Regions from separate parts of the Homo sapiens genome. Here region 1 is linked to region 2. Evidence: chromatin contacts called from ENCODE Hi-C or POLR2A ChIA-PET data. All regions are on one chromosome and are shown on one strand. The core of a region is the stretch at or near the end of the contact, and the rest is flanking DNA. Distances in the headings are between cores, read along the strand shown.

Region 1 (2,753 bases), core at 84-2,583, 43 kb before region 2:
CGCCTCTGGGTTCATGCCATTCTCCTGCCTCAGCCTCCGGAGTGGCTGGGACTACAGGCGCCCACCACCACGCCTGGCTAATTTTTTGTATTTTTAGTAGAGATAGGGTTTCGTCGTGTTAGCCAGGATGCTCTGGATCTCCTGACCTCATGATCCGCCCACCTCAGCCTCCCAAAGTGCTGGGATTACAGGCGTGAGCCACCGCTCCCAGCCACTGTCTTCAGTTTTATAAAAAGAAAAGTGGGGTGGAAGGGGACATGAAATGCTAAGAAAGTAGCAACAGTTCTCAATTTACTAATCCAAGAATGGGCTTGTGCTTCAAACTTGAAGTAGCGTGAGAAGGTGGAAACAACAGTCTTGGTAATGAAGCCTCCCCTGTCCAGTCCTCCAGCTCAGACTTAGTCTGGGTGGTAGTTCATAGGGAGATATCAATTATCCTATTCCCTCTTCTTGAAAGTGACAGAACTCGACACTTTTCCTTGTGTCAGGCAACATGGCCTGTGCTGTACGTTACTTCTTTAAGCCTTATAGTAATCCCGTGACTTAGGTATTAGTTGTAGGTATTATTACTAATATTAGGTATTATTACCTAGTTTACACATGAGAAACTGAGGCTTAGAGTGGTTAGCAACTTGGCAGAGATCACAGAGCTAGGAACTTTAGAGCCAAAACTCAAATCTAGGCAGTTGAAAACCAGAGCCCCCGTTGTGGACTGAATTATGTGGCTCTGCATCCTTATAATCTCCAGTCTCTTTCCAGATGCACGACCAGACCCTCTGGCTTTAATCAAGACGAATGCGTGTTGAAAACTTTAAACAAATTAAATTTAACAATTCAATTGAGCAAAGAATGATTCTCAAATTGGACAGCCCCTGAACCAGTATAGGTTTGGTAGAACTCCAGAGTGGCCACATGGTCGATAACATTTATGGACAGAAAAAGGAAAGTGACTAGAGAGAGAAAAGGGAAGTGAGGGAAACAGCTGGATAGGTTACAGCTGAGTGTTTGCCTTGTTTGAATCTGCTTCTAACTGTTGACCCCCTGTGGTTGACTGAAGTTTGGCTGCTGTGATTGGCTGAGCCTTGGCTACTTGTTAGAAAAGTAGGTTCCAGTCTGTTTACACATTAAGTTGGGTCACAGTTCACTACATACAGAGAAACCTTTAGGCTGAACTTAAAACATATAAGATGTCAGCTTTGGTCTAAACTTAATTAAACATGAATTAGTGTGCATATCTTTCATGTGGACAAGACACACTGATAATTCACCATGCCATCCTTAGGGCTCAGAGAGAGACTCATTCCTATTTCTGCAAACACTTTTAAACTGCAACTTCAGCCGTCCCCTGTGGGAGGCTTAGTGTTGAGAGCATCCATTCATGTGTGGCAGCTGAGCTGCTCAGGTTTAGAATTCCACCTACGGAGGTGTGCACTGCAAGCTGTTTTTGCTTTTATTGACGCTGGCAATTATCTGAAGAGTTTAGGAAAATTGGAACACTGCTGCATCATTTTGAGGCATTTCCAAGAGGCAACTCTAAGTAAACAAATGAAACCTGAAGCAATTTTCCTGTGTAGCTTTTGAAGGGCCAGAATTATTTTGTTTTGAGTAAGTAAACCCAACCTAGCACCTTCGGTGTGGACTAAAGAATTAGTACATGCATTTCTATCCCTATGTTTAAACAAAATAGAATAAATTATAAAATCTCATCACTTCTTGAAAGCAATATTGAATGTTCTAAATAAGATTTCTCTTAATGTAAAATGGAGAAGTTTATGACTCGCACTAAAAAGTAAAGTGTGTTCATTTATCAATACTAAAAGTATTAGAGTACTTTTAAAAATGAGTTAGGTACATATTCTTTTCTTTATGTATTTACTAGAATTCTAACAATTTAGGATTTAAATACTAAACTGACGTTCTTGAGAATGAAGAAAGATTAGTTTGTTTAGATCTGCACTTTCCCATCATTTCCTAACTGGGGTGAGTGGTAAAGGAGTCATAAATAGGGAAAAAAAGGATATTAGCATAAGTTCTCAGTTCAGAGTCAGATTGTCTTCTCTGTTTGTTGCAGGTATTGTATTGCAAATTCCAAAATTGTATCACATACCCTTAGTCAAATATACATATGAAAATACATTCCAGCCCTGGCATGGTGGCTCACACCTGTAATCCCAGCACTTTGGGAGGCCAAGGCAGATGGATCACCTGAGGTCAGGAGTTTGAGACCAGCCTGACCAAAAAGGTGAAACCCTGTCTCTACTAAAAATACAAAAATTAGCCAGGTGTGGTAGCAGGTGCCTGTAGTCCCAGCTACTTTGGAGACTGAGACAGGAGAATTGGTTGAATTCAGGAGGTGGAGGTTGCAGTGAGCCAAGATTGTGCCACTGCACTCCAGCCTGGGCAGCAATGGAGTAAAACTACATTTCAAAAAAAAAAAAGAAGAAAGAAAAAAGAAAATATGTTCCAAAGTGAATATATTTTACTAGCTAAGCCACCATTAAGATGTTGTCTGTCTATGTATATATTTTTTAAAGGACTGTGAGTAAGCAGCATCTAAGGTTATTACTGATTAACATTTTTTTCTTTCAGCTGAGAAATTCTTAATTGAGAATCTCTATTTCAAAGCAGCAAGGCTGATCATTAAGTACTAACTCAATACTGGCATTAGCAATGGACACTTAAACTAATTGAAGAATTCATTGAGTGCTTGTTGTGTACTAGGTAAAGTGCTCACAATAAACATGAGTATGGCT
Region 2 (2,700 bases), core at 43-2,542:
ATGGCTTACTGCAGGAGCGCTACGGGAAGGTGTGTGGTGGGAATCCCATGCAGAGAGAACAGCAAGGACAAAGACCCCGAGGCAGGACCATGTTTAGGAAACTCCGGGCATCCAGCGAAGCTAAGGGAGTAAGCAGGATCAAAGTAGGAGACAAGGTCAGGCTCCAGGTTCACTGACACCAAATGTAGTTCTAATAAGATCGTTCTTTAGCTCTTTAGAGTTTTCAAAGAACTTTCTTTCATATATAATTTTATATGATTTCCACAACAACTCATCATAGGAAGCTCAAAGATGTTACATTACTGAGATAGGTAATACAATTAGCAAACATGGGGGCTTAGAATTTAACTGAAGTCCTCGGTTTTCAGTACTTTTCATGATACTTTACCTCAGAGATTAATAATTTTAAAGCATTAAACCTTTTTTAAAAATATCACCAATTCCATCACAGAGCTGTGTTTTTACAAAAATAGACCTTTCTGATCCCTGTGCTGTGATTTAAAGCATCTGGTTATTGTTCTCTTTTTCTGTAGTTAACTTCAATAGACTTTAAAAATTCTCTATTGTTGTAATTTAGATGTCTTTATAAAGCCATTTACGTCTATTTTCTCATTTTAATGTGTCTTTAAAATATTTCTTATCACAACACTTTTTGAAAATGTGGCGTTTTTGCTAACCCGAGTTATGTAATTGTTAGAAAATTAATAAAAATCTCACAAAAAGCATTTCCTTGGTGAAAAGAAAATTCTGTATATTAATCAGGGTTTTCCTGTGAATTTCTTTCAGCTGGAAATGGAGAAGCTTCAGCTACAAGCCCTTGAGCAAGAGCACAAGAAGCTGGCTGCCCGCCTTGAGGAAGAGCGTGGCAAGAACAAGCAGGTGGTCCTGATGCTGGTCAAAGAGTGCAAGCAGCTCTCAGGCAAAGTCATAGAGGAGGCCCAGAAGCTCGAAGACGTAATGGCCAAACTGGAAGAGGAAAAGAAAAAGACGAATGAATTAGAAGAGGAACTCTCCGCTGAGAAACGAAGAAGCACAGAAATGGAAGCTCAGATGGAAAAACAACTCTCTGAGTTTGACACTGAGCGGGAACAGCTTCGTGCCAAGCTGAACCGGGAAGAAGCACACACCACTGACCTCAAAGAGGAGATAGACAAGATGAGGAAAATGATTGAGCAACTGAAAAGGGGAAGTGACAGCAAACCAAGCCTCTCTCTTCCACGGAAGACAAAAGATAGGCGTTTGGTTTCCATATCTGTGGGAACAGAAGGAACTGTGACAAGGTCTGTTGCATGCCAGACAGACCTAGTGACAGAAAATGCTGACCACATGAAAAAGTTGCCTTTAACCATGCCTGTAAAACCTTCCACAGGGAGTCCCCTAGTTTCTGCAAATGCAAAAGGGAGCGTGTGCACCAGTGCCACCATGGCCAGACCAGGTATTGACAGGCAGGCTTCCTATGGTGACTTGATTGGCGCTTCTGTACCCGCTTTCCCACCTCCAAGTGCAAACAAAATTGAGGAAAATGGACCAAGCACTGGCTCAACACCAGATCCAACCAGTAGCACACCCCCACTTCCCAGTAACGCTGCCCCTCCCACCGCTCAAACACCAGGCATAGCTCCTCAGAACTCGCAAGCTCCACCTATGCACAGTTTACATTCACCATGTGCCAACACCTCTTTGCATCCAGGTCTAAACCCACGAATCCAAGCAGCTAGATTTAGATTTCAGGGCAATGCTAACGACCCAGACCAAAATGGAAATACTACCCAAAGTCCTCCGTCAAGAGATGTCTCGCCTACAAGTCGTGACAACCTAGTGGCCAAACAACTAGCTCGGAATACTGTGACCCAAGCACTGTCAAGATTTACAAGCCCTCAAGCAGGTGCTCCCTCAAGGCCTGGAGTGCCCCCAACAGGGGATGTTGGCACCCACCCTCCAGTTGGTCGGACCAGTTTAAAGACTCATGGTGTAGCACGAGTTGACAGAGGAAATCCTCCTCCTATCCCTCCAAAAAAGCCAGGGCTCTCCCAAACTCCTTCTCCACCACACCCCCAACTCAAGGTTATTATAGACAGCAGCAGGGCCTCGAACACAGGGGCCAAAGTTGATAACAAAACTGTGGCTTCGACTCCTTCCAGTTTGCCACAAGGGAACAGGGTGATCAATGAGGAGAACCTTCCTAAGTCATCCTCCCCTCAGCTGCCACCAAAACCATCCATAGATTTAACTGTGGCACCTGCAGGCTGTGCCGTTTCAGCCCTGGCCACGTCTCAGGTGGGTGCCTGGCCTGCTGCAACCCCCGGACTGAACCAACCTGCATGTTCAGACAGTTCCCTTGTCATTCCTACCACCATTGCCTTTTGCTCTTCCATAAACCCCGTTAGTGCCTCATCCTGTAGACCAGGTGCCTCAGACAGCCTCCTGGTAACAGCATCAGGTAAAGGGATTGAAATGTTATACGCTTTTTAAAGAATATGGCCTCTCTTCTCACTTGCCTTGATTTTCTTCACATTGCCTTGAAACTTTTTTTTTAAATTTGATGCTTCCCCCCACCCCCATTTCTTTTCTTTCTCTCTCTTTTTTTGTATTTTTTTTAAAGGCTCCAGGGTATGGTGATTCATCTTGCTATATGAATTGCGGTTTCGCTATGCTAAGTGCTTTCTTCATTTAAGATAACCTGAAAGTAGTGGCTTAAAG

Evidence for each region. A loop is a pair of places that touch in the nucleus more often than their neighbours do. ChIA-PET counts read pairs that join two places held with the same protein, here RNA polymerase II (POLR2A). Pooled maps may share reads with other maps.
Region 1: a loop to region 2 is called in a map with no recorded cell type, with 2.5 times the contacts of the local background. The contact joins two enhancer-like sites. A Hi-C loop is called at or near these places in 7 of 37 single-sample maps with no recorded cell type and 4 of 50 pooled maps. POLR2A ChIA-PET finds 5 or more read pairs at or near these places in 6 of 52 experiments (A673, GM12878, H1 and 3 more).

What each region holds. Positions count from the first base shown.
Region 1 is chr7:117,833,743-117,836,495 of GRCh38, reverse strand. The region is part of intron 2 of CTTNBP2 (cortactin binding protein 2); the gene reads left to right. Among named protein-coding and RNA genes, the nearest start is that of CTTNBP2, 38 kb to the left of the region's middle. Within about 2 kb of position 1,333, at least 2 of the 41 ENCODE cell types and tissues checked have a DNase peak (open chromatin) inside an H3K27ac peak, as active enhancers do.
Region 2 is chr7:117,790,868-117,793,567 of GRCh38, reverse strand. CTTNBP2 (cortactin binding protein 2) reads left to right here. Exons shown (of 23, transcript NM_033427.3): 4 at 787-2,440. Among named protein-coding and RNA genes, the nearest start is that of CTTNBP2, 81 kb to the left of the region's middle. Within about 2 kb of position 1,292, at least 2 of the 41 ENCODE cell types and tissues checked have a DNase peak (open chromatin) inside an H3K27ac peak, as active enhancers do.